2 separate regions of the Mus musculus genome follow, and region 1 is linked to region 2. Evidence: chromatin loops called from intact Hi-C (ENCODE). Cell type or tissue: left cerebral cortex. All regions are shown on one strand. Links, peaks and the distances in the headings refer to the core of each region. The heading gives the core; the rest is flanking DNA.

The links. Peaks named below come from ENCODE experiments on the same cell type or tissue, not always from the same donor. Only the 100,000 strongest peaks of a DNase experiment are listed, where the experiment ranks them.
Region 1: it touches region 2 in a loop (2.3-fold over the local background); 3 of 42 quality-filtered maps call a loop at or near these places.

What each region holds. Positions count from the first base shown.
Region 1 is chr10:50,191,270-50,207,957 of GRCm38, reverse strand. It overlaps Gm35632 (a long non-coding RNA gene), which reads right to left and starts at 4,685. Exons shown (of 3, transcript XR_871637.1): 1 at 4,634-4,685; 2 at 2,646-2,786. In left cerebral cortex, for the core only: a CTCF peak has its summit at 7,867; a DNase peak (open chromatin) is centred at 7,887.
Region 2 is chr10:49,857,763-49,874,450 of GRCm38, reverse strand. No RefSeq gene overlaps it. Among named protein-coding and RNA genes, the nearest start is that of Grik2, 77 kb to the right of the region's middle. In left cerebral cortex, for the core only: a CTCF peak has its summit at 10,452 (motif pointing left); no DNase peak of the experiment used is centred there.

The DNA of each region.
Region 1 (16,688 bases), core at 4,799-12,798, 330 kb before region 2:
ATACCCACAATACCAAGGAAAAGATAGCTTCAAGCTTATGTGTGCATCTATCTTAAAATTTCAAATCATCACTTTGTATATCATTTCTAAAAAAGATTTTAGATCTTTGATTTATTTTTTCTGGTCATTACTATTCTTGTTAATATGGCAATTATTTATACTTCTAGTACTGGACTTAAAACAATAGGAAGGGAACACAAAATATAAGGGTTAGCAAACTTTATAGGAGAACTTTGTAGCAAACTTTGTAGCAAACTTTGTAGGGAAAGTTTTCTATGTTTTATACTCCTATGTTCATGCTGAACACATTTATGCTAATTTTGGGTCCTGCTACTTTTATACAAAGCCTTTCCAGACAGGGTGGTGATATGAGCTTATTTGATCATTTTCATGTACTTGGAAGACTTACTTTATTCCACACAGATTAATGAATAGTATCAATAGGTTGAAAAGATCTATTTTGAAGAAGTTACACTTTTTGGTCAGGAAGTGAAGATAATTTTTATTCTACAGAAGGAGACATTTTGTTTACACTCTGATCTTAATATTTTCGAAGTTTTAATTATATATTTTAATATAAAACTTTGAACTCTGAAAATGTAGCCATCTTGACAAAAGTTGGTGAAGACTTCTTGTCCTCTGTATGAAGGTTTCTGCTCACTTTCCATTTCCATCATGTAACAGGGATGGGAACAAATCATCTTTACTTGCTACTTGGCTCATGTTTGAACCAGAGAAAAAGAGTTGGATGTTTTCTAGAGAGATTTTTTTTTCTGCCTGAAGTTGAGCTGTTGAAAGCAACTTTTCACACTTTGTGGATTTACCTAATTACAGAATAATGGACAAGAGAGACAAAAACATATCCAATAAGTAGAACTACTTAGCAGAAAATAAAATTCACTCAAACTGTCTGGATTTTATGAAGTCTTCACCTGATCTCCTTCTGATAAGGTAGCTAATGCTTATCTTATAGATGGAGACATTAACATTTAGTGATTTTTTTAATAGAAGCGAATATATATAAATATGACCTGGAATGGGAAAAGGAATTATTTCTTATATTGTCATTACATCACTTTATCATCATGAACTCATAAATAAATCCTCACACAAGTACATTATAATAATCAGTCAAATATTGCCCAGTCCCAAACTCTGTCTACAACAGTGGACTTCTATACAATCAGAATGGCCATATGAAGCCACGAATCTTTGCACATTCACTACCAATGACACTTTCCTAGACATAATTTCTAAAAGGAAAAACTATGACAGAGTTGAAACTAGAAAAAAAGAATTCACTTTATGCCCTTTGTCAAGACTCTCGTGTGCTTTGCCTGCATTCCACCCTTCCTTATTATACCTCTCTTGGTCTCCTTTCTAAATCGTATACTAGCTTCCCACTGACAAGCAGTTTGTATATAAACATGCATACATTATTTCTCAGAAAATCTTCCAGGACCCACTCCAGATTCCTGCTGTGAAGATGCATCCGTAGGCAGGTGCGTTGCCTGGGGCAACCAGGTAAGTGTCAAAGGGCCTTGCATTTCTGAGACCTTTAAAGAAATCTGATGTGCTAATAAATCCAGAATGATTGGTCCTTCATCGTTTGTGAAAGGGGGACTGTGAAGGGCCACTCCTTTGTCATAAAGATTTCAAGAGCTTCTCATTTCATCTCAAGGTTAGGTATAGTTACACACTGCTGATAAAGTAGTGATTGCTAACTGACTGACATCTCAAAAAGAAAGAAAACCTCAGATCATTTATTAGAATGTAAACATTACAGATGCTCAATGATTCATGTTTTCCTAAAGAACTAAGGTTTAATTAGCAGAAATAGACTTTTGTTTACAAATAGAACATTAACTTATTGTTAAATTTTTGTAGGGGGTAATTTTGCTCAAATACACTTATCTTGAAATTTGTAACATATCATTTACTTTATATTCTTTTCCACTCCCAAGGATTCATGTAGAAAAATGTTTCTTTTTTCTTCCTAGTTTGGAAAGATTGTATATGAAGAAAAATGAGCTATTGGATGCTTCAGTTCCATTAATAACCATTACCAGCAGGATCTAACCCAGAATCTATGACAGTAACAGTCTCAGGGAGAAGCCCTGTCTTGGTTAGGGCGTTCAAGTCTCCCTCTCATGCCCTGTAATGATCCTTGCATGACTAATCTGCAGTTACATTTAAGTATCTCTCATCTAAAACTGTTCATATTCATTTTGAAAATTCTCATTTGTGGCATATTCACCAGCAAGAAATGCAGCTGAGAAATTAGAAACCCTTTTTACATAGGTGTTTATAGAATGCTATAGGATTTGTTCTTTGTGACCATAATGTCCAAAATAATGTTAAATAAAGTAAAATAGGACATTTAAAATACAATTAAAGAAAGACATTTTTAGAAATGCTTTTTGTAAATTGACAGAGAACATTTTAGATGCTTTATGAGAGGTATATCCCAGAGGAAGAAAAAGTATAATGGAAAATTGCCCAAGGAGGACATTTAAGTAAGTGAGTAGAGGCAAAGTAGGACAAAGGCTATTTGGCAAAAGTATGAGAGACTGGGCTGCTGTGTGCAGCAGGCTGACAGAAATGACAGGAAGTGCTGTAGAGCTCCGAGTATAATGACCACTCACCTCAGCAGAAGAAACTTTCAATTCTTTGAAAATTGTGCATTTGGAAAGATGTGAGTGAAATTGTCCATTTGACTTCATTGGTTTCATTGGTGGTGACCATCTTCCTGAGGATTTCCAAGGTTTTGCCTCTGTGTTGATTCACTGAATAAATAAATAGTATGTTTGCCTGCTTGGTTCTAACTTTTTTTCCTAAATCTGAGGAGAGAGAGAGAGAGAGAGAGAGAGAGAGAGAGAGAGAGGTATCGTAGAGTGTTGCTTTCATCTCTTTCATGTCTTGAGTATCTCTGTCACATGTGAACAACCCACCACATTTTTCTTTTGAATGAATGAATGAATCAATCAATCAATCAATCAATGATGCAGTGGTCTTCTATCTGTGTAGTTTAATTTCATTATTTCGGTTCCTGGTCTCCAGTGAATTTAGGTACTTATTTAAACCCTTCCCTCTTGAAGTTATATTTCTAACCTGAGTGTCTGTATTATTATTTTACTATGTTTGTCATCTGTACTTGTCCTTGATTTTAAAAATTCTTCTGCTTTGCACTATGCCTGGGGCAGCTTAGGGAGTCAGCAAGCATTTGTTAGGAATTTATATATTTCTCTCTCTGATCATAATTTCCATTCCCTGCCATTGGTCTCCAGCTGGGTCTTGATTGAACTCAACAACTGCATGAAAACATGACCTGACCAAATTGAAATCTGGACCAGAACCTCATTTCCCCACCTAGATTTCTGGTAGCCTGCTGTATTTCATTTACAGTATGACAAATCTATACAGAGAATTTAAATACCAGCTAATCTTAGATAGTACTTTCTATTGACTGCATCAAGCCTTATAAAAATTTGACTCTACAGATTCATATTTAGGTACAAATGACATGTTAAGAAAATGTTATGAAATGTTAAAAGACATTTCCACTCTTTACCATCCTTTGTATGTTGTGGTGTGTGTGTGTGTGTTCATATACAAGTGCTTTAAAATTATGGGCCTTCAAATGCCTAATTTTTGGTTTCTTTTAAAACCCTTTCTATTAATCATTAAATCTCTGCAAACATATACGCAATAGTGTTCTATATCAGAATCATTTTCAGATGTCAAAACAATAAAAAACAATTTAGAGTTGCAGGAGATATTTACCTTCAAATGTGCTGCTGATCAGTAATTGCAGTTGAGTAATCTAGAGTCAGGAAGACTGAGAGTCAGAGCACATGGTGGAGATAAGCTGGGTTTCTAATTTTCTCTATAAATGACTTGCTATTGGCCAGAAAAAAAAATGAAGGCAGATGCAAATGAGTGAAAGCAAGAGAGAATGAGCACACATGCCGGATGAGAAAATGGCAGATTTAGTTGAAATCTGGAATAAAGTTTCAGCATTGAGATGACATAAAATCAGATCTGAAAAGTAATTTAAAATGCAATTGTTAAATCTAGGAATTTAGTGTCATGCATACAGAGAGAAAGATGCAGCTGGGAGGGTGGGTGCAGAGTAAGTAGAATCAGTTCCAGATGTGAGCACTTACGAATTCAATACTTGTTGATTTACTGCAGGGGATTGTGGCAGAGCCACAGGTTGAGCAATTAGTACTGGGTTCCAAGACTTGAAAGGAAGAAGCAGCATGAAAAACAGCTTGTTCTGGAGCAGTTTCCCCCTAGTCCACACACTGGGGTCGCTTACCTAGCTCTATAAAGGAAGAATGCCTAGGTCCAATACCTAGAGTCTTAAATTTAATTGTTTAGTGTCTGGCTAGGATGTTGGGTTTCAAAAGATATCCAGCTCATTGTCATGTACAACCAAAGTTGAAAATTACTACTTGAAAATTATTACTATTACATCTATCTTTCTATCTATCTATCTATCTATCTATCTATCTATATACCTACCTATCGATATATATGAAAAAGATAAGAAGGAAGAATAATAAACTAGTTAGTGGAGGAAGAAATGGAGCTGAAGCAGACATCAACCCTCAGATAAGTTTTTGCTTACCTGTTTCACAGCTGTTCCCTGAGCAGAGCACCTACTGATATGGACACTGACCCCTGACAGAGTTTTCTATTCTAGGTACAGCAGTAAAACTTTAACTCAGTTGCTCATCTTATGGAACATAAAGTTTAAATTGTAATCAGGTTGTGGGGTCAGGTAGAGAAAAAGGAGAGAGGGGAAAGGCTCATCTTGGAAGAACCATAGGTAAGAGACAAATCAAACAATGGAACAATAGAGTTGGGAGGTGTCCTTTCCAAACTGAAATAAGCATGTTTGGGTGTAATGTATTCTGAACTAGGCACATTCTTGGTGTTTTTTAGTCAGGAAATAATTTTTAGGTTCCTAAATATCTTGATGGGAAGAAGTTCTGGTGCCAAAAGCTTGGGGCATTTTCCCAATTATCATTTAGAAGTGGCTAGGTTGATGAAGGACAGAAAAGTAAGACCTTCTCCAAAAGCAGAGCCAAGGTCCTCAACAGCAGTGAGTTGTGAAATTTCAAGGAAAATCAGGGCCTAATTAAACAACATTCTCCACCTTCTAGTATGCTCTATATTATAATTGCTATGGGATATTGACAATTTTATCTGTCTGTCTGTCTGTCTGTATTATGAATGTGTTTATCATTATCTTGATCCTGTTTTACTATTTCATTCAACGTGTATGTGATACAGCTTATTATGATTTTTCATTCTATTGTTTCCATAATAAAGGAAACCACACTTGGGGGAAAGCCTACTATACATTATTAGGTGATGAACTTCAAAACCTGCCAAATCCTGTTCCATTGTCCCTATGGAAGTGACAGATTCTGGAGCTGTTGCAGAAAGCCAGTGGGATAATGATGATCATGAATATGGAAGGAAAAGCCAAAAATGCCTCTAATGCAAGATACATTTTAAGGATTTAAAAAAAAAAAAGAATTACTGAATACCGGAAGGGATGCAGAAAGAAAGGAAGAATTAAAACAATTTTGAGGTTACACAGTGGTGTTGTGTCTTGAGATTGAGACTAAGGAGGAGAGATAAAAGGTTGAACATATTGATATTGAGTGTCATATAAAACAGTTAAAAGTTGGGAATAAGTAGTTGTTTTAGGAGTTTATATGGTAAGTTATGATTGTTGTAAGAAATCTAAGTTTCTGGGAGACACTCACAAAAATATTTCTAGTCAAGGTGTATATACTTTCATTAAAAAAAAAAAACAAAAAAAAAACAAACAAACAAAAAAAAAAAAACCTAGACCAGGGCTGAGCATGATGAATTTCAACATTTTAATGGACCTAGTATTAGGGAGTGAGAGACTGAAAAGGAAGGTTTACAGAGAATATCTTTTGTTTTGTTTGGATGCAAATTAAAACCTTACAGCCTACACAAAACGGTAGAACAGAAGGTGGAACACCCCATGTGAGAGGCAGAAAGAGTTCTGGGATAGTGCCAGATGTGGCAGATTCTCCCAGGAAGATGTGACACATGGGAACTGAGCACAGGTAACCAGCCATGAGGCAGAATGTAGATCAGAGTAAATAGGTTATAATAAGTTATGATCTAGTCAGAGAAGAGCAAAGCTAAATGGCCTAGGTTTTGTAAATATATTTTGAGTCTGAGTTTTATTTCTGGGAGCGTGGGGCTGAGAGGAAAAACTGGGACCTAACTTGTATAGGAAGGTAATAAGCAATGAAGGAGAGAGCACACCTCTTAGTGGAGAAAATGATTCTTCCCCTTAGTAAGGGATGGGTAGGTAGGTCTCATGCCTCTGTGTGGTTAAACATAAAAATATGCATACTGGGACAATGGGGACAAATATACAGAAGTCACTTGAGGAAGGAAAGGGGATGAAAAAGTAGACGGCTTCCTTTGAAGAATTTGGCTATACATGCGTGAACAGAAAATTTTGGGATAGATTAATTTATCTCATTTTAGATTCAGTATGTCATTATGAGTTTTCACAAAACAGGACTGATAGAGTAGAGAGGAGAAAATGACTGAGCAAACAGGGAAGACATTTGACTGAAGTCCTTGAGAAGGTGAGGTGGGGAGGGTTGTGGTATTTCCTACACAAGTAGGAACTGAACTTTGGTAGGAGAGAGGAAGGGGAAAATGAATTGAGATAAACAAAGCTTTGTGAGTTTAAGACTGAGAATATAAAGCAGATCATTGATTTTCTTATTCTCTGGGTAATGTACTCAGGTAAGGAGAAAGTATGTGTAAAAGAATTCATGGTGAGTTACAAAGTAACAGTGGCGGAGAATCACAGTAGTGACATCTACACCTGCCTTCAAATTTCACAGGATAAGTCAGGTTGGTTGAGTGATTTTTCTCCTTATCCATAGGTGTTGATGGGCTGTTTTATCCTCAGGACTAGTGGTCAGAGGAAGGAGTTAGGATAGGGAGCACATTAAGAAAGCAGTGAGAATGGTGGGCCTTGAGTATGGGCTGCACAGAGAAGTCAGTGAGTGCAAGTAGAAACTCTCCAGGGAGAAGCCTGCAAAGCACAAATGAAGATTTCACTGTTGCTGGAGGAACAAGCTGGGCGAGAGGCACTTGAAACCAACCTGGAGGAACGAAGACCATGGGAGTGGGTGGCTGAGGGGGAGAGAGAGCGTCCTTGGAGATGTTGAAGCAGCTCTAGTCCATGTGCAGGCTGTTGAAGTGACATGCTGAAGATGATAATGGTTCCTAGGGAAACTGTGATCCTCTACAAACGACCGTGATTGAGCAAGTCTTTGAAAGATGGTTTCAGCCAATATGGGGCTAGAGTGACCTGTCTGGTTGGCAAATGAAAAGACTCTCTGAGAGGTCTGCAGTGGAGCACACCCTCGATAATGTGTGCTGTCCTGCTGCAGGCAGGTAGGGAAGGTTCAAAGGGAAAACATACAAACAAATTCTTTCCTTAAAAGGGAAGGTGGCATCCAGATGCCCTTTAAAATATTCCAAGCAGAGGGGAGGAGCGTTTGATGATTCCAGGGTCCAAAAGGCAGGGGTGCGTATGAGTTATAGAACCAGGTAGAAAGATGATACAGTCCGAAATAATGTATAATTGAAAGAGCATTTGGAGGCAAAGGCCTTTGAGTAGGCTCTCTGGAGTGACAGTTGTAGCTGCTTCTGCTTTTACCTCTGCAACCAGCATCACTTTTGTAAGGCTAACCTGTGTTCATCTCTCCAGTAGCTTTTCCTTTGTTTTGGGAGGAACTGGAGTTTATCCATCTTAGCATTTCTTACTCACACTAGATGTCACTGTTGCTTGCCTCCTAATTTCAGTCCTAAGCTTAGTCAGTGTGATTGTTCAGTGTGGCAGTCATCACCCTGAGGCCACTCTTTGCCTTACCCACACAAAGACACACACATAAGGTTTAATGAGACTCTGGTGCTTATAAAACCACTGAAGTGTTAAATAGCTTAGGGTTAAACAGAGCTTCTTATGTATATATTCTAAGAAGCTGATTATTTAGTTTTTTTTTTTTCTTTCCTTTTTCCCTTTCTGCATTAGGGAATTAAAAGGCTGTGCATGAACTCAAACTGGAATTCTATGCAAAAAACAAACAAACAAACAAACAAAAAACCAAAACCAAAAAAGAACCATTTCTTCCTACTGTAAAAATATGGCATTGCATTCCTAAATTCAAACTTGGTTAATAAAGGGCTTCCTGACCCTCTGTTTCGGGGAGTGGGAAAAATGGTGTGAAATTATACAGATATGTTCATCACCTTGATGTGTGGTAAGCTATTGTCTAAGAATGTATGCAGTGTCTTTACGGTCTGTTCTAGTGGCACAACCATGAATGTTTTCTTCATCTAAAACAGATGAGGGATTCTGCCAGCAAAAGAGAGTGTTGGTAGTTATTTGGGCAACTGGTAATGGGGCAAATGTTGAAGTCCCTTTTACTATAAGAACCTGAAGTCACTGATAGCCAGGAAGCTATTGTTTCTTTTTTCCCGACAGAAACCTCTTCAGTCAAGAAGAGTTTTCAGAGAAAGGGAGATTGAAATAGGCAATATTGCTAATTTTCATTTAAATTTCACAGAATACGTTCACTAAACTATTCAGTAGAAATATTTATTGCATAGCTGACATGTCTCAAGCACTACTTACAGTGCTAGGGACACCATGTTAAACAAAGGCGAGCTGGTTCTCCTTGTGGACTGTTGTGAGATAAAAGAGGCCAAAATAAATAGGAGACGACTTTGTCTCCTTATAGTGCAGTAGAGACTGAACCAGAAGGAAAGGATGGTGAATTCTTGGGTACATGTAGGTCTGTGCTAGGCTGGTAGGAGATAACAGAGTAGACGGGAGGACAAAGACTATTTGTACAGAGAGAAACTTGACCCACAGGTCCTACTTCAGAGGGCTTATTCACAGAAGGGAACAAAGGCTGAACAGGGCAGCTCGCATGGGAGAGGACAGAAGGCTGGAAGTGATGACAGGTGAGGATTTGGATCTACACATGTAGGAATCTTATGTGTCACAGGATCAGGGCTTAGATTTTTCTTTTTTTCTGAGTGCAGAGGTGAATGACTGTGAGTTTTTAAGGAATGGTAAAGTGATTTGGTTCGTCTTTTAAACAGATTGCCCAGAATGTTCCCTGAAAGCAAGCAGGGACCCGAATGAAGAGTTAGGCCATCTGTTAGAAAGAAGGAGCAGTGAGCTGAGGGAAGATGGTGATGAATCGGGCAAGGTCACCGGGGGAAAGCTCTGAGATCATTTCTTCAACAGTCCAAGGCTTGAAGTTCCAGTTGGATTTTTTTTTAAACCAGTTAGTTATGATAGAGAGGAAATAGGTAGTAGAAGAGGAAGGGACCAGATATTAAAAGGGCAGAAAAGGACCTAAGAGCATTTCCCTAACAGCTAACTCTATCAACCAAAGTCCTTTTTCACGCTGCAGCACACTTACTGCTATTCAGAGGACAAAGGTGAGGAGGTGAGGGTTGCTTTACTCTCATTAGAGGTGACAAAGAAAAGAAAGCGACAATGTCAGTAGCACAACATATGGACTCCCCTGGGGCCTGAGGCACAGGACCTCATAGTTACCTTTAAAGAAATCCTTAAGGGACCAGGAGAGGGGGTGGGGGTGGATACTAACAGCTGTGCTGAGCTTCCCAATAAACCTTCATGTGAAAGCTTAAGAAAAAGAGGGTGGGAAGAAGGTATAAAAAGGTACAGCACACACCACTTATGTGGGGCTGAGTGGCAGATGGGCCTGTCGTTCACACACCTTACTGTATTAGTGTGCTCACACACTGACTTCAGCTGATTCTCCCATTACCCCTGTAACCAAACGCCAGCTGCACACACATGCCATAGGGCCGAGGGAGGATGGTTTACAACCTTGCTGTTCCATAGACAGTCTGAACTGGAATCCAGAGCCTTGGGCTCAGGAATCATGCTTTGGTGGCTCCTAAAATCTTTCACTGGTTAGATACAGTTTTTCCCAACTTACGTGGAAGTGGACATGTGGAATGTTTTTCTCAGTGTTTATTTTTTATGAAGAAATCTTATCATTTACCAAAAAAATCCATTTTCTTAGTTTTTACTGAGTGTTTATAAAATATTATATATTATAGCCTGACCAGGATAAAAATCTTTGATGTTTTCTTTTATCCTGATCTAACTGTCCAATGCTTAAAAACCATGAAGGCTTTTGACATACAAATAAACACTATGAGTAGCTAATATATTCCTGTCAAATATTATTTTAGGACACAGAACAATAACGTGCTGGTTATCACTGGTAGCCCCTTACAGTAGGGAATTCTCCAGGCATCATTCAGGGCTTTGCTGCAAGTGTCAGAGGGAGATTCACCTTAACTTCAGCAAGAGGGCTGTGCTGTCAATATATCAGGAAGCTCTCTGGTTAGTTGAGAGGCCTAGAGATTGAGCAAACTGACAGGAATGCAGGCAACAAGGAACATAGTGAAGGTCACAACAAAGGAACAGCCTAGAAAGGACCCACTGCTACTGTGCCACACTAGCACCACCCCCACCTTTGTAGATGCTTCGTGGAATGCACCCCAAGCTGTCTTTATTTCTTTTTGTCACTTGTGTGCAATTCCAAATGCCTGGCAGAATCATCAGATTAGCCAAGCTTTAGTCACCTGCCCAACCTGTAGGTGATAGCAAGAGGTTGCTCTGAATCCTTTAGATATTCAGAGATGACCTTGCCTTTTACCACATAGGGAGTTTCAGATATTACACAATGAAGAAGCTACAAACATGGAAACTGAGAGAGCAGAATATTTAGGCATAAAATATTCATAAGAAAAATTTAAGGTATCTTGAAAAGGCAATTTGGTTATTGAAAGAAACTACATCAATGATCTCAGAATAGCTTGAGGGCAGGGGAGGGGGTCACTTCCTCTCTATTTGCATACGGATGATCTTGCCAGCCATTTGGCTTTGTGTTGAGAATTCCAATATGTTATTCTGCAGTTATTGGAACAAAGACTGGTTAGCATCTTTCTCCCATTTATTTCATTTATGTCTGATAGGCTTTGTGGGAATAGTCTGCAACCCAAGTCATCAGAAAGCCTTTTACACTTTCCTTCTGGCTATGTCTGATTTTCAGTATGCTTGGAGTAATCAGCTTGTTTGTTTGTTTGTTTGTTTGTTTAATGGAGCACATTCAAATCAGCTCTTCTCCCTGCCCCAACCCCAAAGGAAGGTTGTGGTTTTGAATTTTATTATTCCACTCAGAGATTATGCATTTGTGACACCATATTCTGAAATGTACACTGCCAACCTATTATATCATTCTGAAAATGATGGGACAAAGTTTTAATTCATGCAGTAATTATAGTGTTTACCCCTAGCTTTCAAAGCAGAGATCAGAGGACATCCAAGGGACTGTTTGAAATCTTCTTTAATGTAGCATGCTTACTTTTATTATGCAGGAATTTTATGTTCCTGTGATAGGAGGATAGTCAAATTAGATCCATTAAAAATGAAAAATGTCATTATTAAAAATGTAGCCAAAATAAAATTAACAGTGTTAAATGTTATGGAAATTGCAACTGTCAGAATAAAGCATCAAGGAACTGCAATAGAACTATTTATTTAAATCTACTTAAAGCAACCAATCATTAATCTTGTCTTAGCAGGGACTACTCATTATAGTCTTGATGCAGTGAGACGTTACTCAACAATTATTTATGCCCCCTATTCACCTGCAAAATCTATGAAAATTATGACTATAGGAAATAAAGTGTTTGTATCATTCAATGTTCCTTAGTTCTCTTTCCCTCAACATTTATGTGACAATTTCAGATATATTTCTGAAGTGTATAAGTATGGTACCAAATAAGCAGAAGAGACAACTTCCATTAGACCTTTGAAAAGAGGAGCAGATACTCTTTCCTTGTTAGAACAAATATAGAATTAATACATAGAAAAAATAAGTTGAAATTTCAGTAAAATTCTTTGCTGTGTATATTTTAGAGGAAAAAGTTCCCATTTGAAAGAGAATAAGTGTTATGTGTGTTATGTTTCTAGCATGTACCAGCTGTTTATTGTTTCTTGATATCACACTGGCTTCCTATTTGACCATTTCTCAAAGGTTGAGTATGGAATAAATCAGTCTTCTTTCTTCTCTTCTCTCCCCCACCTGCCACCCCTCCTTTTTTCCTCCCAACTCCATCTCTCTCTCTCTCTCTCTGTTATCAGTGTGGTATGTGATATATGTGTGTGTTGTGTATTAATGTAAATATGCAAGTGCATATATCCCTGCATATGCACATGTGGGGTCAAGTATAGGATGCCCTCCTCCAATCTCTCTGTCCTTTTCTGGAGAGATGAGGCCTTTCATTGAACCAAAAACCCATTATTTCTGCTACAGTGGCTGGTCAGCAAGCTCTTGGAGCCTACATTTTTGGATCTCAGTACTCAGTTATGAGCACACAGAACTGTGCCTGGGTTTTTTACCTGGTCCTAAAGTGTTATGACCACATGCTTGGATACCAAGCCCTCTAATACACTAAGCCACCTCTCTAGAACAGCAAACATGTTTTCTACTTTATCCAACTTAATCTTTGAATTATACCACAAGGTAAGTACTATAAGCTCCACTGTACAATTAAAAAAATTGAGGATGAAGAACAAGGGTATACTTGTACCTGACCTTGGTCTCTGTGTCTATACTGACCCTCTGTATGGCACTGAAGCCTTCACACAGACTACCTTCTTTAATGTCCTTGGAGTAAAATCATGTTATTGCTTACCATTTTTTTTTTTTAAGATTTATTTATTTATTTATTTATTTATTTATTTAATGTATGTGAGTACATTGTTACTGTCTTCAGACAGATCAGAAGAGGGCACTGGATCCCATTACAGGTCGTTGTGAGCCATCATGTGGTTGCTGGGAATTGAACTCAGGATTTCTGGAAGAGCAGTCAGTGCTCTTAACCTCTGAGCCATCTCTCCAGCCCCACTTACAAGGTTTTATTTGAGAGCAGAGGTCATATTCCAATTTTGGATATCTCTTCCTTACCTAGGACTTTGAGGTTCTCAGAAGACCATCAAAATGATTTTTCCATACCTACAATGAACCTCTCACAGAGATCACTAGAGTGTTCTATCAGAAGTTCAGGAATCCTTGGCAGAGACTTTAAAGTTATGTCCTTGTAGCTAACTGAGTATGATAGAGATTGGGGTAGATTCTTAAAATCATGACCAAGAACAAAGGTCTGTTGAGGCTACGATTGAGCAAATTCCTCTTAGAATAAGAATTTTTCATTGGGATTTGCACAGCTTTTTGGTGGTGAATAAAAATGCGACTTTCTAACAGTGTTGCATATCTGATCATATTCCAAGCTCTGAAGAAGGCATGTTGGTAGGATGGAGCAGGAAAGTTATGTGTAGCTAGTAGACTTGTGTTTTTTTTTTTTTTTTTTTTTCCACTTTTGACCTGGAAGCTATAACTTTTCTCCTTGAGTCTGAATCTGATGCTTTTGCCTCATTACAGGAATGAGTCACTTCATTTATTTTAACTTAAATTCTATTGTAAGTGTTTAGAATAGGTCAGGAAAAATTATGGTTCTCACTGCACAGCTTTCTTGATCTATTTGTTTAAAAAAAGGAAAAATTCAGTTCAAAGAAAGACATTCATTTTCATACCAAATTTTCTTAATAAGAAAAAGTATAATTTTATAAACTTGTTATATGCCTGTATCTGACAAAGTTTGCAAAACAAGAAGACAAATACATTATATTTAGTACATATTATATATACTTCAGCTATAAGAAATCTAGGCTAAAGTAGCTACAAGGACCACTTTATTGTATTCTGTCCTCACATACATACTCACATTGTTTGAAGACATTGCATTACATCATATTACATTATTAAATTAAATGTTTGAGACTGTTTTGCGGAGATGAGATAATCTAGACAAGCAAGAAGAAGTATATGAAAAGCTCAGCACTTAGAGGGAATCTGTATTCAAACCTGAAGGTGAACGACAAAGCCTACTGTTTGCTTTTTTCCAAATGCTTACCTGGCACGAACCATCTGCATTACACATCAGTGGCATCACTTGAAGCTTTATTTGAAATTGAGGCAAAACCTTCCTAAGGGCAAATTTCTTACTTATATCTGAATGATTGGACATTTTCCTTTATTTTAAAATGAGTTGACTCTTGTTTCTTCTTGTCTTAAATCACTATTTGTGGAGACATTTAAGTGAGTGGATGTATACATGCATGGGGCATCATGTAATTTCTATAGAACCCTGTTTGTTTTAACTAATTTTAACTAATAATTGGAGCGTATATAATGTTTTCAGAAACAGAGCTTCACTTTCTAGCCCAGGTTGACCTCAAACATTTTGTAGCCCAGTCTTGCTTAAAACCCATGGCAATCTCTTGCCTCATCTTCTCAAGTGCTCAACAGTACTAACTAACAATGTGCTATTTGTTTATGCAGGCCCAGTTTATACAATATTTGGATGTGTCAACAAGAACAGCACTGTATGAACCCTCTAGTAGGTACCCATGAGAGAAATCAAACGGTATCATTTCAGGAAGGATTGTTGTTGCCTCTTCTTGGTGCTATCTGATAAAGATCTGACACCTTTGTCTAACCTGATGATCTACAAAGTTTTCCTGAACATCAGAGCCAAGCCCTGAACCATGAAAAAGTAATGCTTTTCTTTTCAGCAATGAAGATGAGAACATTTCCATGTTCCTTAATACCATCTCATCTTTGTAAATTAGGGATTGACATTTTATTTCCTTCATTTGATCATTCATTGTTCACACTATCAGTAAACATATTGCCTGGTAAAGCTGAGTTACTTATCAGCTAATACTAACTGCTCATTATGTTCCATTTTCAGAACCAAGTCGATGTTATAGAGAATTAAGACAATAGATAGAAAGAAAAATGTTTTTTTTTTTCTAAATTGAACTTGGAAATTTTTGTCAAAGGAAGCTAGAAAGAAGGGGGGGGGGGATATTGGAAGGGCATGGCTAAAACATTTCAGATATTCCTGTTCATTAGTACTTCTTCCCAAGCCCCAAGTTCACTGTAGGGTCGCCAGTACATTTTGCAACATCTCAGCTTCTTCCTAATGCTTTGTTTTCTGTACTTATCTGAGAGAATTTAAAGCTTTCAGTCCATCTAAGTCTGAAAGTTGCTGAGACTTGCTTGTTAAGTGGCCTAATTCTAACCAGCAGAATGAACCCAGGTGACCTCGTTTCTCTCTTTGTATCTATCCCATTATGTTCATATAAAACCAAGGTCTGCAGTTAGTAGCCAAAGTATTTAAAACACATCTCTTTCACAAATTGTTTTAAATATCTATCATTCTATTTTGAAAAAAAAAAAGACATCTAGGAAGAATTTGCTTATTGCCTATCTTATTGTTTTTTTTTTTTAATTCAGTATGAGTAATTTATTTCTCTCTCCCCCCCCCCTTCGTTCTTTGAGAGTATTCACCATTCCTCTCTGAACTCTTCTCAAAGCTACCACCACTTCCCTTTTCGCCTAGTCTTTGTTCCTTTTCTTTTCCCATGAAGACCAACAGGGCTGCCCAAATATTCTTGGATATGTAGTTTTCTACTGAAGCATGATCAGCTTTCCAGGGGCAACACATGCAGAAAACTTTCCCATTATCTAGCAATTGCCAATGGAATTGGAATTGAATAGAATTTGTGTCTAAAATTCTTCTCCATGCTTTAATCTTGTCTAGGTTGGGCGTGCACAGGTATTGTAATGCTGTCACAACCACTATGAGTTCATATGTGTAGTCCTGCTATGTCCAGGAAACACGATTTTCTTATACTTACTATCATTTCTACCTCTTACATTCTTTCAGATATTCCTTCCACAGTGATTCTTGAGGAGGGGTTGTGGTATAAACACTTTGTTTAGGGCTGAGCATTTGCATTCTCTTATTCTCTGTCTGTTGACCAGTTTTTTCTACCAACTCTATACTGAAAGCATTTAAAATCACATGGCATGAGCCTGTGTAGAGGGGTTATGTATGCATTGTGATATGTTGTGTTTGGTGTGTCTGTGTGGTGGTGGTATATGTGTGGAGTGATATGTGGTATGTAATATGTATAAGTATTGTGAATATGTATGCTTTTCTGCATGATAGAGAATCTAGTTACTTCCAAATATTCTAAGCACATAATTCTGTCAGTGAGATACACATGCAGCTAAGAAGCACTTTAATGTATTGCGTGGGTTTTCAAGTGAACAGGTAAGATGAAGTGAGGCAGAACTCACAGAAAGCCTATGACATGGTTATACATTCATAAAGGTGTTTTCCCTTCCCAAAGTCACAGCAATTCTTTTTCTAGGCTTGTTATGGGCCAGTCCTTTCTCAAGGGATGCATGTTTAAGTAAGACTGTTTCAAACTCATCCACATCTTTTCAAAATGAAATGTAGTCCTTTGAGACACAGCTTTGTGAATGGAGGTCTTTTCAAATTGTAAAAGCTTGGAGACTCCATGGGGCCATTCATTACAACTGACTCTATAGTCATGAAAATAGAAGTTTATATGGATCAATATTTGGCAAAGTTGACTTTAAGGCTCCCAGCAACCTTGGGGAGCTTGGCAT
Region 2 (16,688 bases), core at 5,591-13,590:
AAATGTAACACCATAAACTGTTATAGTGGTGCTAATCTGATAAATCCCCAAAGCAATGAATGTCATTAGCACTTTAGACAAATGGAAAACAAACAGAAGGGAAGGCAGAGGAACAAACCTGATTCTAGCCTTAATGTTTAAAAAGATCATCAGGAATGCTGACTGTGCTAATTTGAATAAGAATGGCCTGCTTAGGCTCTCATATTTGAAAGTTTAGTCATGAAGGAGTAGCACTATTTAAAAGGATTAGAGGAGTTAGGAGGAAGTTTGTCTTTGATGGTAGGCCTTGTGGTATCAAAAGCCCATGACAAGTCCAATGTCTCCTTCTTCCAGTGACTCCTTCTTGGCCTATGGTTCAAAATGTAACTCTTTTTTTTTTTTAAATTAGATATTTTCTTTATTTACATTTCAAATGTTATTCCATTTCCTAGTTTCCCATCCAAAAATCCCCTATTCCCACCCCCACTCCTGCTCCCCAATTCACCCACTCCCATTCGAGGTCCTGGTATTCCCCTATACTGGGGCATAGAGACTTCACAGGACCAAGGGCCTCTCCTCCCATTGATGACCGACTAGGCTATCCACTGCTACATATGTAGCTAGAGCCACAAGTTCCACCATGTGTTTTCTTTGATTGGTGGTATAGTTCCAAGGAGCTCTGGGGGTACTGGTTAGTTCATATTGAAGTTCCTCCTATGGGACTTCAGATGCCTTCATCTCCCAGGGTATTTCTCTAGCTCCATCACTGGGGACCTTGTGCTTGTCCAATGGATGATTGTGAGCATCCACTTCTGTATTTGCCAGGCACTGGCAGAGCTTCACAGGAGACAGCTATATCAGGCTCCTGTCAGCAGGCTCTTGTTGGCATCTGCCTAGTGTCTGGGTGTGTTGGGTTTTTATGGAATGGATTCCCCAAGTGAGGCAGTCTCTGAACAGTCATTCCTTCAGGCTCTGCTACAACCTTTGTCTCTGTAACTCCTTCCATGGGTATTTTGCCCCCCCTTCTAAAATAGATTCTGAGCTTCTGGGCTAATAGCCACTTATCAGTGAGTACATATCATGTGTATTCTTTTGTGATTGGGTTACCTCACTCAAGATGATATCCTCCAGATCCATCTATTTGTCTAAGAATTTTATAAATTCATTATTTTTAATAGCTGTGAAGTACTCCATTGTGTAAATGTACCACATTTTCTGTATCCCTTCCTCTGTTGAGGGACATCTGGGTTCTTTCCAGCTTCTGGCTATTATAAATAAGGCTGCTATGAACATGGTGGAGCATCTTCTGGGTATATACCCAGGAGTGGTATTGCTGGATCTTCCAGTGGAACTAGCCTCAATTTTCTGAGGAACCCCAAACTGATTTCTACAGTGTTTGTACCAGCTTGCAGTCCCACCAGCAATGGAGGAGTATTCTTCTTTCTCCAGATCATAGCCAGCATCTGCTGTCACCTGAGTTTTTGATCTTAGCCATTCTGACTGGTGTGAGGTGAAATCTCAGGGTTGTTTTGATTTGCATTTCAGTGATGATTAAGGATGTTGAACATTTCTTTTTAGGTGCTTTTCAGCCATTCGGTATTCCTCAGTTGAGAATTCTTTGTTTAGCTCTGTACCCCATTTTTCAATAGGGTTATTTAGTTTTCTGGGGTCCAACTTCTTGAGTTCATTATATATATTGGATATTAGCCCCCTATCTGATTTAGGATTGGTAAAGAACTTTCCCCAGTCTGCTGATTGCCTTTTGGTCCTATTGACAGTGTCTTTTGTATTACAGAAGCTTTGCAATTTTATGAGGACCCATTTTTCAATTCTTGATCTTAAAGCACAAGCCGTTGGTGTTCTGTTCACGACTCTTTACCCTATACCCATATCTTCAAGGCTCTTCCCCACTTCACCTCCATAAGTTTCAGTGTCTCTGGTTTTATGTGGAATTCTTTGATCCACTTAGACTTGAGCTTAGTGCAGGGAGATGAGAATGGATCAATTCATATTCTTCTACATGCTAACCACCAGTTGTGCCAGCACCATTTGTTGAAGATGTTGTCTTCTCTCCACTGGATGGTTTTAACTCCTTTTTCAAATATCAAGTGACCATAATAGGTATGTGGTTTATTTCTGGGTCTTCAGTTCTGTTCCATTAATCTACCTGTCTGTCATTGTACCAGTACCATGCAGTTTTTATCACAATTGCTCTGTTGTACAGCTTAAGGTAGGTCAGGGAATGTGATTCCACTATAGGTTCTTATATTTTTGATAATAGTTTTTGCTATTCTAGGATTTTTGTAATTCCAGATGAATTTGCCAATTGCCTTTTCTAACTCTGTGAAGAATAGAGTTGGAATTTTGATGGACATTGCATTGATCTGTAGATTACTTTCAGCAAGATAGCCATTTTGACTATGAGCAATAGTGAGTTCCCTGCCAATCCATGAGCATCAGAAATCCTTCTGTATTCTGAGATCTTCATTGATTTCTTTCTACAGAGACTTGAAATTCTTGTCATACAGATCTTTCACTTCCTTACTTAGACTCACACCAAGGCATTTTTATAGTCTTTGTTGTTCTTGAGTTCCATGTGTTTAGCAAATTATATCTTATGTCTTGGGTATCCTAAGTTTCTGGGCTAATATTCACTTATCAGTGAGTACATATTGTGTGAGTTCCTTTGTGATTGGGTTACCTCACTCAGAATGATGCCCTCCAGGTCCATCCATTTGCCTAGGAATTTCATAAATTCATTCTTTTTAATAGCTGAGTAGTACTCCATTGTGTAGATGTACCACATTTTCTGTATCCATTCCTCTATTGAGGGGCATCTGGGTTCTTTCCAGCTTCTGGCTATTATAAATAAGGCTGCTATGAACATACTGGAGCATGTGTCCTTTTTACCGGTTGGGACATCTTCTCGATATAGGCCCAGGAGAGGTGTTGCTGGATCATCCGGTAGTACTATGTCCAATTTTCTGAGGAACCAACAGACTGATTTCCAGAGTGGTTGTACAAGCTTGCAATCCCATCAACAATGGAGGAGTGTTCCTCTTTCTCCACATTCTTACCAGCATCTGCTGTCACCTGAATTTTTGATCTTAGCCATTCTGACTGGTGTGAGGTGGAATCTTAGGGTTGTTTTGATTTGCATTTCCCTGATGATTAAGGATGTTGAACATTTTTTCAGGTGCTTCTCTGCCATTCGGTATTCCTCAGGTGAGAATTCTTTGTTCAGCTCTGAGCCCCAATTTTAAGAGGAAAACTCAGAGCTCTGAGAGCTTCCAAAAGGAAACTAGAGAGATCACACACTAGGGGCTTGACAGCACACCTAAAAGCTATAGAACAAAATAAATCAAATTCACCCAAGAGGACTGCAGGAAATGATCAAACTCAGGGGCAAAATCAGCCAAGTGGAAAAAAGAAGAACTATTCAAAATATCAACCAAAGGAGGAGCTGGTTCTTTGAGAAAATCAAGAAGATAGATAAACCCTTAGCCAGACTCATGAGAGGGCACAGGGACAGCATCGTAATTAATAAAATCAGAAATGAAAAGGGAGACATAACAACAGATCCTGAAGAAATCCAAAACACCATCATATCCTTCTACAAAATGCTATACTCAACAAAACTGGAGAACCTTGATTAAATGGAGAAATTTCTAGACAAATACCAGGTACCAAAGTTAAATCAGGATCAGGTTAATGATCTAAACAGTCCTATATCCCCTAAAGAAATAGAAGCAGTCATTAATAGTCTCCCAACCATAAAAAGCCCAGGGTCTGATGGGTTTAGTGCAAAGTTCTATCAGACCTTCAAAGAAGATCTAATTCCAGTTCTTCATAAACTATTCCACAAAATAGAAGCAGGATGTACTCTACCCAACTCATTCTATGAAGCCACAATTTCTCTGATACCTAAACCACAGAAAGACCCAACAAAGATACAGAACTTCAGACCAATTTCCCTTATGAATATCGATGCAAAAATACTCAATAAATTCTTTCTATAATAATCCAAGAACATATCAAAGCAATCATCCATCCTGACCAAGTATGTTTCATTCCAGGGATGCAGGGATGGTTTAAAATAGGGAAATCCATCAATGTAATCCATTATATAAACTAACTCAAAGACAAAAACCACATGACCAGCTTGTTAGACGCTGAGATAGCATTTGACAAAATCCAACACCCATCCATATTAAAAGTCTTGAAAAGATCAGGAATTCAAGGCCCATACCTCAGTATGATAAAAGCACTCTACAGCAAACCAGTAGCCAACATCAAAGTAAATGGTAAGAAGCTGGAAGCAATCCCACTAAAATCAGGGACTAGACAAGGCTGCCCACTTTCTGCCTACCTATTCAACATTGTACTTGAAGTCATACCCAGAGGAATTTGACAACAAAAGGAGATCAAGGAGATACAAATTGGAAAGGAAGAAGTCAAAATATCACTTTTTGCAGATGATATGATAGTATATATAAGTGATCCTAAAAATTCTATCAGAGAACTCCTAAACCAAATAAACAGGTTCAATGAAGTATCCAGATATAAAATTAACTTAAACAAGTCAATGGCCTCTCCCTACACAAAGGATAAACAGGCTGAGAAAGAATTTAGGGAAATAACACCCTTCTCAATAGTCACAAATAATATAAAATACCTTGTCGAGACTCTAACTAAGGAAGTAAAAGATCTGTATGATGAGAACTTCAAGTCTCTGAAGAAAGAAATTAAAGAAGCTCTCAGAAGATGGAAAGATCTCCCATGCTCATGGATTGGCAGGATCAACATTGTAAAAATGGCTATCTTGCCAAAAGCAATCTACAGATTCAATGCAATCCCCATCAAAATTCCAACTCAATTCTTCAATGAATTAGAAAGGGCAATCGGCAGATTCATCTGGAATAACAAAAATCCTAGGATAGCAAAAACCCTTCTCAAGAATAAAGGAACCTCTGGTGGAATCACCATTCCTGACCTAAAGCTATTCTACAGAGCAATTGTGATAAAAACTGCATGATACTGGTATAGCGACAGACAAGTAGACCAATGGAATAGGATTGATGACCCAGAAATGAGCCCACACACCTATGGTCACTTGATCTTTGACAAGGGAGCTAAAACTGTCTAGTGGAAATAAGACAGCAATTTCAAAAAATGGTCCTGACACAACTGGTGGTTATCATGTAGAAGAGTGTGAATTGATCCATTCCTATCTACTTGTACTAAGGTCAAATCTAAGTGGCTTAAGGAACTCCACAGAAAACCAGAGACACTGAAATTGATAGAGGAGAAAGTGGGGAAAGATGAATAGAACAGCAATGGCTTGTGCTGTAAGATTGAGAATCAACAAATGGGACCTCATAAAATTGCAAAGCTTCTGTAAGGGAAAAGACACAATCATTAAGATAAAAATGCCACCAACAGATTGGGAAAGGATCTTTACCTATCCTAAATCAGATAGGGGACTAATATCCAATATATATAAAGAACTCAAGAAGGTGGACTCCAGAAAATCAAATAACCCCATTAAAAATGGGGCTCAGAGCTAAACAAAGAACTCTTACCTGAGGAATACTGAATGGCTGAGAAGCACCTGAAAAAATGTTGAACATCCTTAATCATCAGGGAAATGCAAATCAAAACATCCCTGAGATTCTACCTCACACCAGTCAGAATGGCTAAGATCAAAAATTCAGGTGACAGAAGATGCTGGCGATGATGTGGAGAAAGAGGAACACTCCTCCATTGATGGTGGGATTGCAAGCTTGTACAACCACTCTGGAAATCAGTCTGTTGGTTCCTCAGAAAATTGGACATAGTACTACCAGAGGATCCTGCAATACTCTCCTGGGAATATATCCAGAAGATGTCCCAACCGGGAAGAAGGGCACATGCTCCACTATGTTTATAGCAGCCTTATTTATAATAGCCATAAGCTGGAAAGAACCCAGATGTCCCTCAACAGAGGAATGGATACAGAAAATGTGGTACATCTACACAATGGAGTACTACTCAGCTATTAAAAAGAATGAATTTATGAAATTCCTAGGCAAATGGATGGACCTGGAGGGCATCATCCTGAATGAGGTAACTCAATCACAAAAGAACTCACATGAAATGTACTCACTGATAAGAGGATTATTATTATCCCAGAAACTTAGAATACCCAACATATAAGATACAATTTATGAAACACATGAAGCTCAGGAAGAACGAAGACCATGGTGTGTGGATTTTTTGCCCCTTCTTGGAATTGGGAGCAAGGCACCCATGGAAGGAGCTACAGAGGCAGAGTTTGGAGCTGAGACAAAATGATGGACCATCTAGAGACTGCCATACCCAGGGATCCATCCCATAATCAGCCTCCAAACACTGACACCATTGCATACACTAGTAAGATTTTACTGAAAGGACCTTGATATAACTGTCTCTTTTGAGACTATGCCGGGGCCTAGCAAACACAGAAGTGGATGCTCACAGTCAGCTATTGGATGGATCACAGGGCCCCCAATGGAGGAGCTGGAGGAAGTACCCGTGGAGATGGGGGGGGATCTGCAACCCTATAGGTGGAACCCTATATGAACTAACCAGTAACACCACGCCACCCCCCAAGAGCTCGTGTCTCTAGCTGCATATGTATTAGAAGGTAGCATGGTCAGCCAGCAGTGGAAAGAGAGGCTCATTGGTTGTGCAGACTTTATATGCCTCAGTACAGGGGAATGCCAGGGCCAAGAGGTGGGAGTGGGTGGGTGGGGGAGTGGGTTTGGGAGGGTGTGGGGGACTTTTGGGATAGCATTGGAAATGTAAATGAAATAAATACCTAATAATAATAATAATAAAGAATGTTACTCTGATCCTGATTTAACTGTGGTGTCTGGTATCTGTCTAGAAAATTATTCAATTGTCGAGATTTTTTTCAGTTTTGTTGAGTATAGGCTTTTCTATTGGGATCTAATGATTTTTGGATTTCCTCATATTCTGTTGTTATATCTCCCTTTTCATTTTTGATTTTATTAATTAGGATACTGTCTCTGTGCCTGCTAGTTATTCTGGCTAGGGGTTTATCTATCTTGTTGATTTTCTTAAAGAACCAGCTCCTGGAGTGGTTGATTCTTTGTATAATTCTTTTTGGTTCCACTTGGTTGATTTCAGTCCTGAGTTTGATTATTTCCTGCCATCTACTCCTCTTGGGTGAATTTGCTTCCTTTTGTTCTACAGTTTTTAGGTGTGCTGTTAAGCTGTTAGTGTATGCTCACTCCAGCTTCTTTTGGGGGCAGTCACAGTATGAGTTTTCCTCTTAGGACTGCTTTCATTGTGTCTCATAAGTTTTCGTGTGTTGTAGCTTCATTTTCATTAAACTTTAAAAAGTCTTTAATTTCTTTCCTTATGTCTGCCTTGACCAAGTTATCATTAAGTAGAGTGTTGTTCAGCTTCTATGTGTATGTGGGTTCTCTATTATTTATGTTGTTATTGAAGATCAGCCTTAGTCCGCGTGAGATCTGATAGGGTGCATGGAATTATTTCAGTATTATTGTATCTGCTGAGGCCTGTTTGGTGACCAATTATATGGTCAGTTTTGGAGAAGGTACCATGAGGTCTAAGAAGAAAGTATAACCTTTTGTTTTAGGATGAAATGTTGTATAGATACCTGTTAAATACAATTTTTTCATAATTTCTTTTAGTTTCAATGTGTTTCTGTTTTTGTTTCCAGGATGTGTCCATTGGTGAGAGTGGGGTATTGAAGTCTCACACTATTATTGTGTGAGGCATAATGTGTGCTTTGAGTTTTAGCAAAGTTTCTTTAATGAATGTGGATGCCCTTGCATTTGGAGCTTAGATGTTAAGAATTGAGAGTTCTTGGTAAATTTTACCTTTGATGAGTATGAAGTGCCCCTCTTTATCAACTTTAGGTTGAAAGCCAATTTTATTCAATATTAGAATGGCTACTTCAGCTTGTTTCTTCAGACAGTTTTCTTGGAAAATTGTTTTCCATTCTTTTACTTGGAGGTAGTGTCTGTCTTTGCCCCTGAGGTAGGTTTCCTGTATGCAACAAAATGTTCAATCCTGTTTATATAGCCAGTCTGTTAGTCTATGTTTTTATATTGGGGAATTGAGTCCATTGATATTAAGAGATATTCAGGAAAAATCGTTGTTGGTTCCTGTTACTTTTGTTGTTGGAATTCTGTTCATGTGACTATCTTCTTTAGTTTTTTTTAAAGCTTATTTTCTTGCTTTTTCTCTAGCTTAGTTTCCCTCACTGTGTTGAAGTTTTCCCTTTACTATCCTTTGAAGGGCTACATTTGCGGAAAGATATTTTGTAAATTTGGTTTTGTCATGTAATACCTTAGTTTCTCCATCTATAGTAACTGAGAGTTTTGCTGGGTATAGTATCCTGGGCTGGCATTTGTGTTTTCTTAAGGTCTGTATTACACCTGCCCAGGATCTTCTGGCTTTCAAAGTCTCTGGGGAAAAGTCAGGTGTAATTCTGATAGTTCTGCCTTTATAGGTTACTTGACCTTTTTCCTTTACTGCTTTTAATATTCTTTCTTTGTTTTGTGCTTTTGGTATTTTGGTTATTATGTGACTGGAGGAATTTATTTTCTGGTCGAGTCTATTTGGAGTTCTCTAGGCTTCTTATATGTTCATGGGCATCTCTTTCTTTAGGTTGGGATGTTTTCTTCTCTAATTGTGTTGAAGATATTTACTGGCCCTTTAAGTTGGAAATCTTCCTTCTTGTCTATATCTATTATCCTTAGGTTTGGTCTTCTCATTGTGTCCTGGATTTCCTGGATGTTTTGTGTTAGGAGTTTTTTGCATTTTGCATTTTCTTTGATTGTGTGTCAATGTTTTCTATGCTATCTTTTGCACCTGAGATTCTCTCTTCCACCTCTTGTATTCTGTTGTTTATGCTTGCATCCTTGGCTCCTGACTTCTTTTCTAGGCTTTCTATTTTCAGAGTGGTATCCCTTTGTGATTTCTTTACAGTTTTTACTTCCATTTTTAGATCCTGGATGGTTTTGTTCAATTCTTTCACCTGATTGTATGTGTTCTCCTGTATTTCTTTAAGGGAGTTATTCATTTCCTTCTTAAAGTCCTCCATCATCGTCATGAGAAGTGAATTTAGATCCATATCTTGCTTTTCTGGTGTGATTGTGTAACCAGGACTTGCTAAGGTGGGAGAGTTTGGTTCTGATCATGCTAAGTAACCTCGGTTTTATCTGATTATCTCAAGTGCTTGCTGCCCTCAATATATCTGATTGGAGGCTGTGTTTCCTGTAATCGTGGTTGATTCAGGACTCTTCAGAGTCCAGATTTCTCTGTGATTCTGTGATTCCGGGCTTCTATGAACCTGAGATTATGGGTGTGTCAGAGTTCTTGGCAGTCAAGCTTCCTCTAAGTCCCTGAGATCCTGGTGTGACCAAGATCCTGTTATCCTGGGATCCTGGAATCCTAAGATCCTGGGCATGTTACAGTGCCTAGAAGTGGTGTCTCCTCTGGGGACTATGGGGCTGTCTGATGTGTTCAAAACCAAGGTATACCAGCACTGACCAGAAGGGAACACAATCTGCTGGTCACACAGGGCTCCTGTATCCTTGTTCCTGCTGTCACAGGCCCCTCATGATTGTTTTGGAACAGATGTTGCATTCAACTCACCAGTGATCCTAAGATCCTGGGTGTGCTAGGGTACATGCAGTGTGGAGAGTCCTCTGGAGACTGTGGGACCGTCTGCTGATTTCTTCCCCAAGGTGGCTTGGAGCTAGATCTGACTGGAAGGCCAAAATGTACCTCTTAATGTCTGCTCAAGTACCATATGTACTGTCATGGTTCCACCTTGATGATAATAGACTAACCCTCTGAAACTGTAAGCAAGTCCCAAATTAAATGCTTTTAAAAAAGTGTTTCCATGGTTATGATGTTCCTTGATAGTATTAAAACACTAAGTTTTAAGCTTCAGAGACTCTTACCCAGAGATTAGGTTCCCAAGTGCATGTTATCCAATTTTATTAGCAGAGGCAAAATGCCAAAGTCATTTCACAAAATTTTCACCTTTAGGAGAAAAAGAAACTACAAATGAACAGTTATCTACAAATTGAGAAAGAAACATGTGGGAGACATACAGTAGATCTACAGTAAATGTGTATGTTCCAGTCCTCCACATTGTTACTCAGGTCTTCTAAAAATCATCATAGGCATCTTCAATGTGGATCCTACTTGGTTATTACAGTCCAAGAAGCTAACAACACTGTGATTACAGCAGTGGAATTATTTCCAGATAATGGTTATAAAGATAAGACACCAAATAATGGCTACTGTAGTAGTATATGTAAAAACCATATTAGATGAGAGTCAGAAAGATGGCTAAGTGTTTAAGAGTACTTCTTCTGGTAGACGACACAGTTTGGGTTTCAAGCACCAAATGGAGTCCAACTAGTTCGAGAAGATATAATGCCCTCTTCTGGCTTTCAGGGCCACTGCATGTAAGTGGTTCAGAGACATAAATGCTAGAAAACTACGATACAAAAAAGTAAAAATAAGTAAATCTTTACATTAAAAATGAACTACATTAGGGAATTCTATCACAGTCTAATTCTCCTGAGCATAATGAGCTCCAGGCCCAAAAGATGACACATTTTTAAATTGTTGCCATTTACCAAATTGTGTGTGGCATGCAGACAATAAGAATATTTTTACACAAAATGTATTTTCTTTCATATTAAACACAAGACAATTAATTTTATGTATCTCCAGCCTTCAAAAAGTAACATTAAAAAGGAATAAGTCCTAATTTTGAAGTCTGCTTAAAGTTGGAATAATACGTTTTTGTTTGTTTGTTTGTTTGTTTGGGTAAAACTTTGATAAATTAAAATTTATCTTATTAATATGAAGTACTACCTCTATAGTACTATGGACTAATATTTCAAAATGCCATAGCAATTCTTATTTATAATCTTTTGGTTTGGTCTGTCCCCACACATGTCTCCTTCCTTCAGAAAGTTGGTAGGAAAGTATTTCCTCAGCTTGTAAAACCTAAGTTTTTTTGTGTTTTATCGTGTTATATTTCTTGAAATTGTTGGTTGGTTGATTTGGAGACCAAGTCTCACTATGTAGCCTTGACTAGCCTAGAACTACTGTGTAGACCAAGCTTGCGTCCAACTCATAGAGATTCACTTAGCTCTGTCTCCAAGGGCAGGAATTAAAGGTGTGCACTAAGTTCAGGAATAAAGTGTGACAGAGAGAGAGAAAAAAACAGATTTAGTACTTGTGAGATGTAAGAAAGTTTACAGGGGGTAGAGTTGAAGAACGTGAGTGATGCTTTGGACAGAAATAAGACTCAGAAAAGTTATAAGGAAAGACTATGAGCAAAAATGGTCTTTAACATCACAGTACACTGTAACCAGTTTTTGACAGAACGAAAAATTGGTACCCTTAGAAATATACTAGAATTGTTTAGAGTTATACTGTGAAAGAAAAAAAATCATCATTCTGGAATAGCATAAATTTATTTTTTTTTTTAAAGATTTTTTATTTATTATTATAGTAAGTACACTGTAGCTATCTTCAGACACACCAGAAGAGGGAGTCAGATCTTGTTACAGATGGTTGTGAGCCACCATGTGGTTGCTGGGATTTGAACTCTGGACCTTCGGAAGAGCAGTCGGGTGCTCTTACCCACTGAGCCATCTCACCAGCCCCATAAATTTATTTTTTAATTCCTTTCCTTTTAGAGCAAAGGGTAATGCATATTACATTTCTAAAAATATTTTTCATCTTTTGAAATTAAAATAGAATTACATAATTTTCCCTTTTCTTCCATCCTTTGTGCTTCCCCTCACCTTGTTCTCTCTCAAACTCATGGCCTCATTTTCTTTATATATCACAATACCAAGACCTGAAAGCAAATGTACCAAATCTTTTTTTATTACCTGTGCTGGTTAGGTTTTGTCAAGTTGACACAAATCTAAATATATGAAGGAAGTAGAAATCTCAGTTGAGGAGTTTCTTTCCTCGGACTGGCCAGTGGACAAGTCTTTGAGGAATTTCTTTGGTTAGTGGTTGTCCAGACCAAGAAAGCAGATGTATGTGGTTAGTATAACAAAAGTTATATCGATTATACTGATGGTCATAACAAGGGTCCTAAGCCAATCTCCCTAAGTCAGTTCACCTGTGCAGTGCATCTTAGCTGAAGGTCAGGTTCAGTCTCAGAAGCCTCTGATTTGAAGGTCAGCTTCTTGAGGGAGACTCTCCAGTTTAGGACAGATCAAGATGGCATCTCTCCAGATGTATAGAACAGAGCATTGCTCTTGGTCTCTGCTTATATATTATCCAGTGAGCATCATAGGGTTCTAGGACTGTTTATGGTTATCTTGAATGGGGGCTGCCACTGAATACTTTTTATTAGGTGTAGCCTTGGATGTGATGGGGGTCCTGACTTTGCATGTCTAAAAGGCTTTTTATTTTTTTCCTACTATGTTCATTACAGTAGTTGATTTGAGAGGACCTAAATCACTGTGGGGAGTGCCAGCCATGGGCAGATGGTCCTGGTTATTCTGAGCAAGCCACTATGAAATATTATTCCATGGTGTCTGCTTGAGTTCCTGCCTCTAGGTTCTTGGCTTTAGTTTCTGTTGTGATTTCCTTCCGTGGTTGTCTTAGAGTTTCTGATGCTATGAACCAGATGCTGTTTTCTTACTGAACTCAGGACTACCAACCCAAGGATGCCACCATCAATCACTAATTAAGAAAATGCTGACAAATCATAGAAACTGAACAACTTTCTACTCAATGACCACTGGGTCAAGGAAACTTAAATTATTTCCATATTTATTCACCTTATGTCCTGATCACACACACCCCTTCAGTCCCCCACTCACATAGTCTCTCCTCCCATCCTTCTTCCCTTCTCCTCCTCCTTTGAGGAGGACCCTCCTGGTACCAACCCACACAGGCATATTAAGTTACAGCAGGACTAAGCATATCCTCTGTCACTGAGGCTGACATGGCAGCTCAAGTAGGGGAACAGAATCTACAGACAGGCAACAGAATCAAAGACAGGACCTGTTTCTGTTGTTGGGGGACCCAAATGAAGAGAAAGCTGTACATCTGCTATATATGTACAAGGTGCCTAGGTTCAGTCCATGTATGGGTTTTGGTGGGTGGTTCAGTCTCTAGGCATCCCCAAGTCCCCAAGTGTCTATGTTGGTTGACTCTTTTTTTTTTTTTTTTTTTTTTTTTGAGTCCCTATCCCCTCTGGATCTCTCAAATGTTCCCTCAGGTCTTACACAAAACTCCCAAGCTCCATCTAATGTTTGGTTGTAGGTCTCTGCATCTGCTTTGGTCAGTGACTAGGTAGAACCCAGTTAAATTTACTTTATCCATTCTTCATTTGAGGGATATCTGGGTGGTTTCCAGTTCGTGCAATTACAGGAAAAGCTTCTATGAACATAGTAAAGCAAGTGTCACCATGATATGGTACAGCATCCTTTGGGTATATGTTCAGGAGTGGTAGGACTACTCCTAATTTTCTAAGAAACAGCAAAGTTGACTTCCATAGTGGTTATACAAGTTTGCTTTCCAACCAGCAATGGAAGAGTACTCTACTTGCTTATATCCTTGCCAACATCTGCTGTCACTTGAAGTTTTCATCTTAGCCATTCTGATGAGTATAAGGTAGATACTCAGAGTTGTTTTGATTTGCATTTCCCTGGTGACTAAGGATAATGAACATTTCTTTAAGTATTTCATCACCATTTGAGATTCCTCTGTGGAGAATTCTGTTTATCTCTGGACACCATTTTAATTTGGTTATTTGATTTATTGCAGGCTAACTTCTTGAGTTTTTATATATTTTGGATAATTAGTCTTCTGTTGGATATATGGTGGATGAAGTTCATCATAAGATGAAGCCCATTCTGTAGGCTTCTGTTTTGTCTTATTGACAGTTTCCTTTGCCTTATAAAAGCTTTTTTTTTTCCATTGTGGGTTTAATTTTAGGTTTAAAATTTAATACCATTTTTCTCTTTCTGTACCAATACCACTTAGTTTTTTAGTACTATTGTTCTGTAGTGTAGCTTGAGATCACCTATTGTGGAACCCCCAGAAGCTCTTACATTGTACAGGACTGTTGAGCTATCCTGGGTCTTTTGTTTTTCCATATTGAGAATTATTATTTCATGACTGTAAAGAATTGTGTTGGAATTTTGACAGAGATTGCATTGAATCTGTAGCTTGCTTTTGGTAAGATGGCCAATTTTACTATTTTAACCCTTCTGATCCATGAGCATGGGAGGTCTTTCCATCTTCTGATATCTCCTTCAATTTCTTCCTTCAGGGACTTGACGTTCTTGTCTTACAGGTCTTTAACTTGCTTGGTTAGAAGTACACCAAGATATTTAATATTATTTGTGGCTGTTGTGAAGGGTGTTGTTTCCCTCATTTCTTTCTTAGTCCATTTATCATTAGTATAAAAAGGGGTTACTGATTTTTTTAATTAATTCTGTATCTAGTCACTTCAGTGAAGGAGCTTGTCAACTGTTGTAGTTCTTTGGTAGAATTTTTGTGGCCAGTTATGTATACTTTCATATAACCTGCAAATAGCTATACTTTGATTTCTTCTTTTCCAATTTGTATCCCTTTGATCTCTTTTAGGTGTCTTATTGCCCTAGCTAGATCTTCAAATGCTATATTGAAGAGAGGAGAGAATGGGTTAGCCTGTCCTGTCACTGATTTTATTAGAATTGCTTTAAGTTTCTCTCTGTTTAATTTAATGTTGGCCATTGGCTTGCTGTATTCCTCTCCCCCTTTATTGTGTATATTTCTGATCTACCCAGGACTTTTAAAATAAAGGGGTGCTGAATGTTGTCAAAGACTTTTTCAGTATCTAATGGCATGTTCTTACGTCTTTTATCTTTCAGCTTTATTTTTTATTTTTATTGTTTTGAGTTTTTTTGTTTTTGTTTTGTTTTGTTTTTTGTTTTTTTGGGTTTTTGTTTGTTTGTTTGTTTTTGTTTGTTTGTTTTTTTCTTTTTTGAGACAGGGTTTCTTTATGTAGCCTTGGCTGTCCTGAACTCATTCTGTAGACCAGGCTGGCCTCAAACTCAGAAATCCACCTGCTTCTCCCTCCCAAGTGCTGGGATTAAAGGCATGCGCCACCACCGCCTAGCTTTTAACTTTTATTTTTTAATATGATAGATTACATTGATGAATTTTCCTATATTAAACTAACTCTGCATCCCTAGGCTGGAGCCTACCTGATCATGGTGCAAGATGTTTTTTGATGTGTTCTTGGATTTTATTTGCCAGTATTTTATTGAGTATTTTTGTATCAGTATTCATAAGAGAGATTGACCTGGAATTCTACACCCCCCCCCCCCGCCAGCTTCATTGTTTATGTATTTGTTTGGTTTAGGTATCAGTTTGACTATGGCCTCATAAAATTAATTTGGAAAAGAAAAAAAAAAACACAGAAAGAAGACTTTCTAAAATTCAATAAAAATCATATACCCAAAGTTATGGGACCAAATGAAAGCAGTGTTAAGAGGAAAATGTTAAGTTCCTCCATAATTTAAAAAAAAAAAAAAGTAGAAGAGATCTCATAATGCAAACTAACTGTAGACCTGAAAGTTCTAAAACAAAAATAAGCAAGCATACCAAAGAAGAGTGGATGGGAAGAAATGATCAAACTCAAGGCTTAAATCAATCAATTAGAAACAAAGAATCAATGAAACCAAGAGCTTTAGGTTTTTAAAGTTTTGGTTTGTCTTAGGTTTTTTGTTTTGTTTTGTTTCTTGAGAAAATCAATAAGATATACAAACCCTTAGCCAACCTAACTAATAGGCAAATTATCAAATTATCACTTATCAAATTTAAATAAAGATCAAGTAAATTATCTAAATAGTCCTATAACCCCTAAAGAAATAGCAGCTGTCATTGAAAGTCTCTGGCCTTCATCAAACCTGGTGAAGTAGAATCATAGAGGGTAGATTCTTTTTCTTAGCCCCTTCCCTTCTTTTGCCCTTGGAATCTTCTAGAGCACTCCAAGCTGCCCTCATTCATTTGTTGTTCACAACTCGTACTCCTTTTCCCCCAGTTCCAAAGTCTTGCTACCTTTCTCCCTGTGTTCATCAGACCTGCCAAATCTGAAATATACAGGAATGTCCAGAGATAACCAGATGGCTAAAGGCCAGCATAAGTACACAATCAACAAAAATCAGGGCAGTATGACACCTTCAGAACACAGCGCTCCTACTACTGTCAGCCCTGAATATCCTAACAGAACTAATGCACAAGAAAATGACCTTAAATCCAATCTTATTAAAATTATAGAAGCCTTTAAAGAGAAACAAATGGATAAATCTCTCAAAGAAATATGGGATAATATAATCAAACAGGTGGACAGCTAATGAGTAAATAAATAAATACCTTAAAGGAATTCAGGGGAAAAAATTAGACAGGTAAAGAAATAAACAAAACTATTTAAGACCTAAAAATGTAAATAGAAGCAAACCTAGAAACTCTGAAGATGAAAAACCTAGGAAAGAAATGGGAAAAACAGACTCAAGTATCACCAACAGAATACAAGAGTTGGAAGAGAGAATCTAGGGCATAGAAGATACGATAGAAGAAATCAATACATCAGTCAAAGAAAATGTTAAATGTAAAAAGTTCTTGACACAAAACATCCAGGAAATACG